4 separate regions of the Homo sapiens genome follow, and all the other regions are linked to region 2. Evidence: chromatin loops called from intact Hi-C (ENCODE). Cell type or tissue: MCF 10A. All regions are shown on one strand. Region 1 has its middle 110 kb from the start of LINC00609. Region 2 holds the start of LINC00609 (long intergenic non-protein coding RNA 609). Region 3 has its middle 120 kb from the start of LINC00609. Region 4 has its middle 31 kb from the start of PTCSC3.

The links. Hi-C counts contacts between places; a loop is a spot of excess contacts. Peaks named below come from ENCODE experiments on the same cell type or tissue, not always from the same donor. Only the 100,000 strongest peaks of a DNase experiment are listed, where the experiment ranks them.
Region 1: it touches region 2 in a loop (16-fold over the local background); 12 of 110 quality-filtered maps call a loop at or near these places.
Region 3: a loop joins it to region 2, with 9 times the contacts of the local background. A loop is called at or near these places in 12 of 110 quality-filtered maps.
Region 4: a loop joins it to region 2, with 15 times the contacts of the local background. A loop is called at or near these places in 6 of 110 quality-filtered maps.

Annotation. Positions count from the first base shown.
Region 1 is chr14:35,962,430-35,964,929 of GRCh38, forward strand. No RefSeq gene overlaps it. Among named protein-coding and RNA genes, the nearest start is that of LINC00609, 110 kb to the right of the region's middle. In MCF 10A, a CTCF peak has its summit at 964 (motif pointing right); no DNase peak of the experiment used is centred here.
Region 2 is chr14:36,069,157-36,071,656 of GRCh38, forward strand. LINC00609 (long intergenic non-protein coding RNA 609) reads left to right here and starts at 1,271. Exons shown (of 3, transcript NR_073454.1): 1 at 1,271-1,529. In MCF 10A, CTCF peaks have their summits at 517 (motif pointing left) and 1,480 (motif pointing right); DNase peaks (open chromatin) are centred at 135, 515 and 1,475.
Region 3 is chr14:35,954,010-35,956,509 of GRCh38, forward strand. No RefSeq gene overlaps it. Among named protein-coding and RNA genes, the nearest start is that of LINC00609, 120 kb to the right of the region's middle. In MCF 10A, no CTCF peak of the experiment used is centred here; no DNase peak of the experiment used is centred here.
Region 4 is chr14:36,206,634-36,209,133 of GRCh38, forward strand. No RefSeq gene overlaps it. Among named protein-coding and RNA genes, the nearest start is that of PTCSC3, 31 kb to the left of the region's middle. In MCF 10A, a CTCF peak has its summit at 1,113 (motif pointing right); no DNase peak of the experiment used is centred here.

The DNA.
Region 1 (2,500 bases), 110 kb before region 2:
TAATTATTTTTTTAAACTGCAAATTAAAAAAAATTAAATCACAGAAAAGTTGAAAGAATAATACATTGAACATTGTATACCCTTTACAACTACATCCATCAATTATTAACATTTCACTACCTCTGCTTTATTTTGCTCCCTATTTATTTATTTACTTATTTAGAGACAGGGTCTCACTCTGTCACCCAGGCTAGAGTGCAGTAGCGCAATCTTGGCTCGTTGAAACCTGCGCTGCCCCTGGGCTCAAGCAATCCTACCACCTCAGCCTTCTGAGTAGCTGGGACCACAGATGTGCACCACCACTCCCGGCTAATTTTTGTATTTTTAGTAGAGATGGGCTTTTACCATGTTGTCCAGGCTGATCTTGAACTCTTGAGCTCAAACGATCCACCTGCTTCGGCCTCCCAAAGTGCTGGGATTATAGGTGTGAGCAACTGTGCCTGGTCCCCATTTATTTATATATGTATATATGTATCCTTTTTCTGTTATTATTGAACCACTTGAAGTTGCAGACATTGTGATACTTCACCCAGTGATACTTTGGTTTGCGCTATCTAAGTGTAAAGACAATTTTCTATATACCCATTACACTGTTCATACCGAAGACAATTAATGTGAATTCAGTTTTGTCATCTAACATGCAGCCCATTAAAAATTTCCCCAGTTATACCCAATATATCTATTTAGGTGCTTTTGTTGACCCAAGATCCTATGAAAGTTGGTTAATTCTGTGGTTGTAATGTTTAGAAACTTTTAGTCTAGAAGGGGTCTACGACTTCTTTTATTTATGATATTGACTCTGTTTTAATGATCTAGGCCAGTTGCCTTGCAAAAATGTCTCCTCTTTGGGGATTTGTCTGATTGTTTTCTCACAGTTAGGCTCAGGTTAAACATTCTTTGCAAGACTATTGGATAGGTCATGTGTATTTCTTATTGGATCCACCAGGAGGCACACACCAGGCTGTCCTACTGTTGATGATGCTAAGTTTGATTGCTTGGTTAGGAAGGTAATGTCATGCCTAATTTCCCTATTGTAAAGTTAACCTATGTGGTCATATTTTAAAACCATAATCTTTGACCTAGTGGTTTTGGTATCCACTGATCATTTTTACATTGGTGGTTGAAAAATGGTGATTTTCTAACTCTATCATTTCCTCAATATTTTTTAGTTGGTGTATTAGTCTGCTTGGGCTGCCAAACGAAACACCACAATCTGGGTGGCGTAAATGGAAATTTATTTTCTCATAGTTCTGGAGGCTAGAAAGTCAAGATCAATGTGCTGCCAGGGTTGGTTTCTGGCGTGGCCTCTCTTCCTGGTTTATAGATGCCACCTTCTCACTTTGTCCTCACAGGATCTCTTCTCTGTGTATATGCATGGGGGGGAAGAGGGAGAGAGGGAGAGAGGGGGGAGAGAAGGGGGTAGAGAGAGAGAGAGAGAGAGAGAGAGAAAGCATGAGAGAGCCCTTTGGTGTGTTCTTCTTATAAGATACCAGTTCTGTTGAATTAGGGCCCAATCCTTAGGGCCTCGTTTAACCTTAATTACCTCCCTAAAGATCCTCTTTCCAAATACAGTCACATTGGGGGTTAAAGCTTTAACCTACAAATGTTGGTGGGGATGTAATTCAGCCCATAACAGTTGGTATTCTTCTGTAAAGCGGAGCTTTCTTTTATTTTTCCCTTACCTCCTCCTCCTTCTCTTTTCTCCCCATCTCTGCCGCCCTGTTTTCTTCTAAGTATTGCTATGGACTCATGCATTTATTTTTTATTTAATGTGATAATCTATCTCTGTCATTATTCATTTTAATGATCAAATTGTCCAAGATATGGACAGTGGGAGCTCCTTCAAATTAGTTCTTGTGTCCTTTTGACATGCCTCTATTAGTATGTAAGCACTTTCTTGCTTTCTTGAACAACAAGATATTCCAGGTTGCCTTGTATTTTCCCTATTCCAACCATTTTTGGAATCAGCCATTTCTCCAAGTAACCCTGGTTCCTTTTAGTGGGAAACGGTATTTAGAAACACAATCTGTGTGTTTGTTGTTACTAGTTATGATTACCCTCTAAACCAGTTATTTTTAATAAAGTTCTCTATATTATACCTATAGAACCTGTGCCAACGAAGGCTTTATTGAATTAGAGACTAACTCTTCAAGAGTACAATCAGGCATTTAATAAGCATTTGGAAAGCCTTTGATTGGCTTGGGACATAACATGCACTTAGTATATTGACAAAAGAAAGAAAGAATGAATGAATGGCCTTGGGTCATGGGTTTTTCTTGATCTGCTGGGAGGGTCTTCTAACTCCAGTGAATTCGCGCAGGCTGTGGTGAGTGGAGGAGATTGGGATCAATCCTAATGTATTATCTACATTTTCAGCATGTATCACTCTCTCCCATTATTGAGAAAAGTCCAGATTCCCATCTCCTGAGCCTCTATAAGCTCTTACGGCTGTTTTTCCAGGAAATGAATCTGTGGTGCCTCCAACTCTTCGTTTGTGTTT
Region 2 (2,500 bases):
TGGGATAGGCACAGTGTGTGGTTCATTGAATTTAGCTAAATTGTGAGTCATCCATCAATAGTCCTCTTGGTGAACATACTTGTAATAATTTCACACATTACAAACAAAAATAGGTATGATTTTCAAGATTCTTGAAGCTGTTTCCCTTGGGGATTCTTTGGATTGTGTTTAGAGTTTTTTGTGTTGCTAGGTGGTGAGAAACTTGTCAGCTTTGTTTTCAGATGGATCCAAGGCTTGTGTCTCTGTCACGTGATAAAAGAACTTTGGTTTGGGAGGCTCAGGGGCAGAGTATGAAGCTGAGCGTCATGAAGTGGGGGGAAACAGGAATTAGCGATTAATATTTGTCCTTGTCAGATCATTGACTTTTAAGATTGATTTTGGCATCTGAAAAATGTTTGGCTCCACTCTCAGGACAGAGTCAGAGCAGTAAGAATATGCACCTGTGTCCCCCACCCCCTTTTTTCTGATAGGAGAGAGCTGAGCAGGGTGGTTATGTGTCTGTGCACTACTGCCCTCTGTTGGATGGCACTAGAATTTCTCTGTATCCACACCCCAGCTGAATGAGCGCTCCTGGTTGGCTGGCAGGTGACCCAGGCAAATATGTCATTATTGGACTAAGACCAATTAAAAAAAAATAGTTGGCCTGTATAAACTAAGAGAGACCTCTCTCTGGTGGAGAAATAAGAGTGTAGACTTTCTGACCTGTAGGGTTCTTCTATTCTGGTGGCTGCCGGGCAAGAGGCTGGCATCTGCTGCTGAATGACAGGACAGACTTTGTGATTAAACTGCTAGATCTTTGGCTTTTCAGGAAGTGAAAATAATCACAAGATAAAGTATCCTTACTTGCATTTTTCCCCTTTCATAAGTGCAATAGGGCATAAAAGGGCTTTGGCTTTTGGCTACAATCAGAGGTGAAAGTTTTTATATGGATATAAGAAGAGAAGTTAAAGCTCTTTGCAAACTATGGCTAAAGTGCCATGTCAGTAAGACGTATACAGTGACCCAGGACACTGGCTGGGAAGTTTTCTTTGTTTTGGCAGATTCCTCTGCCCTCCTTCACCTTCTCCAAGGTAGCGAGAGTAAGTGTCCAGGCATGAGCCTTGGGGATACTGTCCTGCCACTACTGGCTGAGTAACTTGGGAAAGTTGTCTGACTCTTGGGCCACATTTTTTCTTTTGTGTAAAATGAGGCATTTGAAATAGATGCTATCTCAGAGTCGCTTCATTTCTGAGATGCAATAAATTATCTTTTCTTCCTAGATGATAATGTAAGCACAAAGAACAAAACTATTTAAAGACCACACACATACCCTCTCAAACAAATCACCTCCCTTTGGGAAAGCAACATGTTCACTGTGATAATTCAGCATCAGGACCTGAGGTGGTGGGAACAGCTTTGGCTGGTTTGCTGCTCTCCAAGGAGCTCCTGTGCCGGCCGCATTGGACAAGCATCTCTGCCCTGCGGCGCAGAGTCTCCAGGACCAGCAGATGGCGGACTTGCACAGTCCACACATTTTCCAGGTTCTCAAGGTAAATGGTACTGATTAACATCCAGAAATAACACCCACTGATGTTTGAACAAATTGCAGCGTTTTCCAGGCCACTAAAACCATGGCACTTTGTGAGCTGGAACATTTGCTAATATTTAAAATGGTTAGAAAGATTGTTAATCTATAATACTTTCGAGTGTTAACAGCCTCTTTCACCCACGCATCAGAAACCCTTAATAAATTGGCCTTCTTTTTTTTCAGGTGGGGAAATTAGGGCAGAGGGTCAATTGGCTAAGATCACAGCAGAACTAGTCCAAATAATTCAGACTATACACCTTGGTGATCTTTTAGAATTGTCGTTCCTCTTGCCCTTCCTTTCTTTAATGCCCACTTCTCTTGGTTGTGGAGGGGAATGTGTGTGTTGACTGGGGATATGGAAGAGGAATTGACGTCTTCTGCACTTTGGGGCATTGCCACCTGCCATGGTCATCAAAGCTCCTGATCGCCACAACCTGTATTCAGAATACCTGTGATAATAAGAACTGGCATTTATTGATTACTTACTTTGAGCCAGGCATTGTTCTAAGCATTTCTCACACACTAATCATTTAATCCTTCCAGCAGCCCATAAAGGAGGCAGAGAGAGTAAGTAACTTACCTAGAATAACAGATCTTTGTATTTTTCTAGGCTCTAAAAGCAGCAATGACTTCAATCTATTTTTTAGTGGTAATCACTCTTTCACCCCAGATATTTTCCAGCTAACAGATCATTGACTGATTTTTAATATTTAAATTGAGAAATTTATTGGAGCTTTGGTGATAATCATGTAAGTAAGCCCTGGTTATAGTAGCTTGTAATGCTATTATTAGTGTTCAAGATTTCCTTTCACAACCTTGTGCTTAGAAGGAATGATTCACTAGAAATGGAAATAAGATGTAAATGAAATGGGGAAGCTTGGCAATTTAATCACTCAAGTAATACATATTTTCAAAGTGCTCACTTAATCCACT
Region 3 (2,500 bases), 120 kb before region 2:
ACCCTGTCTTTACAAAAAACTACAAAAATGAGCCAGGTAGGGAGGCGCCTGTAGTCCCAGCTACTCAGGAGGCTGAGGCAGGAGAATCGCTTGAGCCTGGGAGGTGAATGTTTCAGTGAGCTGAGATCGCATTACTGCACTCCAGCCTGGGCAACAAGCCAAACCCTGACTCAAATAAAATAAAATAAAATTTAAGTTTATAAAATCTTAAATAGCTTTGGGTGAAGTATGATTAATAAAGAAGGAAATTATGGAGAGAGAAAAAAGAATTTTTTTCCCTTGATTGTGTAATTTGGATTTTCTTTCCAAATAAATAGCTGCTTCCACTAGCCAGGTGGAAGCATCTACGTCTGTGACCACAATGAGGCGCTAGGAAGGTGGTGCACGCAGAGTGTGCCTTGCCCTCAGCATCTCTTCATTTAGCTGCTCCTGAGTTGTATCCTTCATAATAAACTGGTAAGAGTAAGTACAAAATAAAAATTAGCCAGTTGTTTCTCTTACTAACATGACATGAAAATATTTAATTTTCTTAGCGAATTGATGGCAAAATTCCATTTCTGAGGAGTGAAAGATCAAAGATTAACTTTATTATTTAAAAAATAACTTTTTCTAAGTATAAAATTAATTCATTTTCATTATGAAAAATTAGGGGAAAATGAATGTGACATTACATTAAAAATCACAAATAATTTATAAGACCTTCTTGCTTCATAATTAATCTAGCTTGAGGAAAATAGTAGGAAAAACTTACTAGAATTAGAAGGCGAGGAATAGTGAGGGAGAAACCTTCTTTTATATGCCTGCAAAAGAGAAAGAAAAAAAAAATTCTTAGGGCTAGTTAGTGGCTTTGGGGCACCTGTCTCTTTCCCTCTTGGGCCTAGAACTGCTGACCTGGAATATGATTCCCCATAAGACTTTAACATATGTGAGCGAGAGGATTGTGTGGAGACACCTTGGAGCTGAAGTCTTAAAAGGAAGCTCCTGTATGAGAGCTGCCCAGCACCAGCTGCTGGCTTGGTGACCAGATACAGTGAGGCACCAGGAGGGCCCCTGTGCAGGGTCAGATAGACGATGTGGGTCCCTGAGAATTCCCTCCATGAAAATCATTCGTCTTTAAACGAGATCAGAACAAGTTCTTGGGGCCTACTCTTTAGTTGGGAGTTCCCCAGTGTTATCATTCTGGAATATTTAAAAAATCATGGCTGGGCACTGTGGCTCACGCCTGTAATCTCAACTTTGGGAGGCCAAGGCGGGCAGAGCACGAGGTCAAGAGCTCAAAACCATGCTGACCAACATGGTGAAACCCCGTCTCTACTAAAAATATAAAAACTAGCCCGGCGTGGTGGCATGCACCTGTAGTCCCAGCTACTTGGGAGGCTGAGGCAGGAGGATCGCTTGAACCCAGGAGGCGGAGGTTGCAGTGAGCCAAGATCACGCCACTGCACTCCAGCCTGGGTGACAGAGTGAGACTCCATCTAAATAATAATAATAATAATAATAATAATAATCCATGTGGGTTGAGTTCATGTGTGTGTGTGTATGTACACTGTATGCTTTGGACTTTATCTTCCAGTAAAATTATAACTTTGAAAAGTTAGCTGAGGTGATAAGATATGCTATACTTTTTTTTGTATGCTATTTTTCATTTGGGAGTGGAGAAATGGTTTTCAAGGAGCTGAAGAACTAAAGTAGTATATTTTATATATTACTTCTGTATATTTTGACTTGTAGTGAGTAGCCAAGCAAAATCTTGGGCCCTCTGAGAAGGCTGAGGTTGTCATGCAAATGACCTTGCTCTGCAGACTCTCACCAGCAATTAAGGATTAGGAATCTGGGAGGCTTCAGTACTGGTTCGTCTTGATGTAAAGTTTGGATGATAGTGGGACTCTAATTTTGGGCTATTCTTCCATGTGAATGTGTGGGAATCATGTATATTTGTGAATAATTCAGAAACTCAGGGGTCTTAAAGTGAATTTTAAAATTATAAAAATCCTAACTTTTCAGTTCCTTTTATGTGTCTTCCCAGAAATATCTGTTTAGAAGGAAAACTTGGGAGCTGGTCCATCATCTTTTTTCTTTCATTTGCCGTGATTAGGGGAAGAGGGGCTACAGAATTGGTTTGGTCATCACCTCTTCATAATTTAGTTGTGATTCAAGATGTTCTCTTATGAGAAGTAGCAATATGCGGCCATAATGTGACATCTGTTTTGCACAATCAAAACATTCCTTTGCTGAGCTCAAATGCCCTTTTAGTGCTTCTGGGATAAGCCCCGAGAAAATGCTTTATCTGCTTCTGTACATCCATGAGGAAATAAACGGCTTTAAGAAAGCTTCTCAACTGGAGGTGTAACTCTAAGAAAAATTGGAACAAACGCTCACTTCATCTCTCACCCAAAATGTCTTCTGCAAACTTATTCAAAGAGCCTCAGAACCAGAAAGAGAAGGAGGCATATCTACACAATGTATCTGGAGATTGGAAGCTGGAGGCAGGATTGAATTG
Region 4 (2,500 bases), 140 kb after region 2:
TAAATACTGATTCAATACTATTATCTGATAGCCCATATTTAAATTGTGCCAGTTGTCCCAATATTTTCCATATCAATTTTTCCCCTGCTCCAAGACTCGTTCCAAGATTACACATTGCATTTAATAGTTGTCATGCCTGTTTAGTGTCCTTTGTCCTGCACAACTTTGAGATTTTTGAAAATTACAGGGCAATTTTTTTGTAGAAAGTCTATTAATTTGAGTTTGCCTGATGTTTCCTCATAAGATTCCAGTTATACCTTTTTATCAGGAATATGACACTAATTGAGATCACATTCTTCTCAGTGCATCACATCAAAAGGCACATAGGTCATGATGTTAAAAAAAGTTAATGTAAATTTTATGGGGGAAACATTTTCCATTCTCGCTGGATTTGAGCTCCGTCAACAAGACCATAAACAAATGGAAATTACCCAGGTATTGGAATTCTCTAGATTAAGTAAACTGACTGCCTGTATATTTTAGTTTCTATCTAAATAATTTTTATTTTGTGTTAGAAAGACTTTAAATAATAATTCCTGCACTCAACTCAAGAAACCTTAGTAAATTTGAAAAGTGTTTGAAAAGTATGATGAAGAGAATTCACATCCCATGTGATAACATGATGGATTTTTTTCTGTAAGAAAGAAATCCTAAAGGATCATCTTGTTAACATTATGCCAGGCAGGATTATGAAGGCTAAAGAGAAAAATGGGGTCAAATAATAGAACAATAACAAAAACACAGCTCTCCTGATCTTTACTTCAATACTTTTTTCACTACATTGTTGCTCCCATGAATCACTATCTGGAAGCAAATCTGGCTTTTTTAAAAAAAATAAAGAAGGCAGTTAGTCAATGACTATATGCCTTATGCCTAGTGTTCCATTATTGGAACGCTGAGCATGTGGGAGTTATTTATATCCTACTGCTCAAGGTCATCACCAAGGTCTGATTGGAAAAATTCAAAAAATTGCAACCTCAGGCATAAATTGCTTAACATGTTTCATAGCACCCTCAGAATAGCACCATGGACCAGTTGCAGTGATGATGTCCCAGTAAAAATAAAAATAACCACCTTGGATTCATTGGGCCACTTTGGGACACTGTAGTGTTACTGCAGAGCAGTAGATGGCACTGTTAATATACATTGATTTTAGTATAAAATCTGGAAAAGGGAAGTAGTATTCCAGAGATTTACTATGTGGTTGTTCCAACTAAAGTAGTGATACTTCACTTATTTGGTGAAATCCTATCAAGTCTGTAGTTGTTATGATACTTATTTTCAACTCCCCTAACCTAACTGTGGAGTTAGGTTATGATACTTATTTTCATCTCCCCTAACTGTGGAGGTTTTGCTTTTTGGCTTCTCCCCGCTCCTCACATACAAATAATGCAACTTACACATTTGGCTCCAAGAATTTAGTACTTCATTTGGTACTAGTAAGTCATTTATTATTTACCTTACAATTAATATTAGAGACCTGGGAGGATACAGGGTCTAATAATTTTATGTATTTCTTAGCTAAAGAAATATTCTTGGGAACATTTCATACTTTTGACCTGTTTGTATGTTTATATAGAAAGTTTTAATGCACCAAGTTTTTCTGATATTTGATTTAGTTGCTGAAAATAAGTCGATGGTTATTTTACTTTTCATTTAGATAAAAGTCATGAAGATCTGTTTCATATTTCATGACATCACTGTTTATTTGGAATGAGTGGGCAAGATATTTTATAACTCACGTATAAGAAACCTAAAAAGAAATCTGGAAATAACAACAACTCCATACTCCTTAATGAATTCAGGCCTTGATTATTTGCATTGAATGCAAACCTTTACTGGCTGATCACATCTTTTAAACACCTCACTTAAATTATGCAGATAAAAATTACATTCTGCCCCTTTATTTAAAAAAACCTTGAAGAAATGATTAAAACTATGTTTAACCAAATGCTTCAGATGAGAAAAATCATAAATAATGAAATGATATTTAAATTTGCTTTTTTAAAAAATAAAATCATTTAGTTTTCCATCTCAGGGTGAGAGAAGTTACACCTTCTAGAACCATGACATCATATGAAATGTTGACATCTATTATCAACCTAATTAACTATTTGCTGTTCAAATTGTGGTGAAAGTACATTGAGACTTCTTTTGTACTCTTATCGCTTGTTTAATACCAAATTGCCTGGCATCTGTGTATCAAGGCTTTGATCTAATACTCTATCAGTTGTTGGCTTAGGCACAAGAGACTGCAGAGTACACAAAGCTGTCACTGCAGACTCCAGGGAAAAAGAGGCTGTTGATATACAGTCCTGATTAGCCAAGTCAGTCAATATTTGCATGACGCAATGATAATGCCTTCTTTATGTTAGATTGTTATTTCACTGAAGCAAGTAGGAAACTTCCTTTTCAAGAGCTCAATATATTTTTCAGAAATTCTTTTTCCCTCTCAGGTACATATATGGCATTTTCTTTCATCTCTCTCCATTTCCTCTCC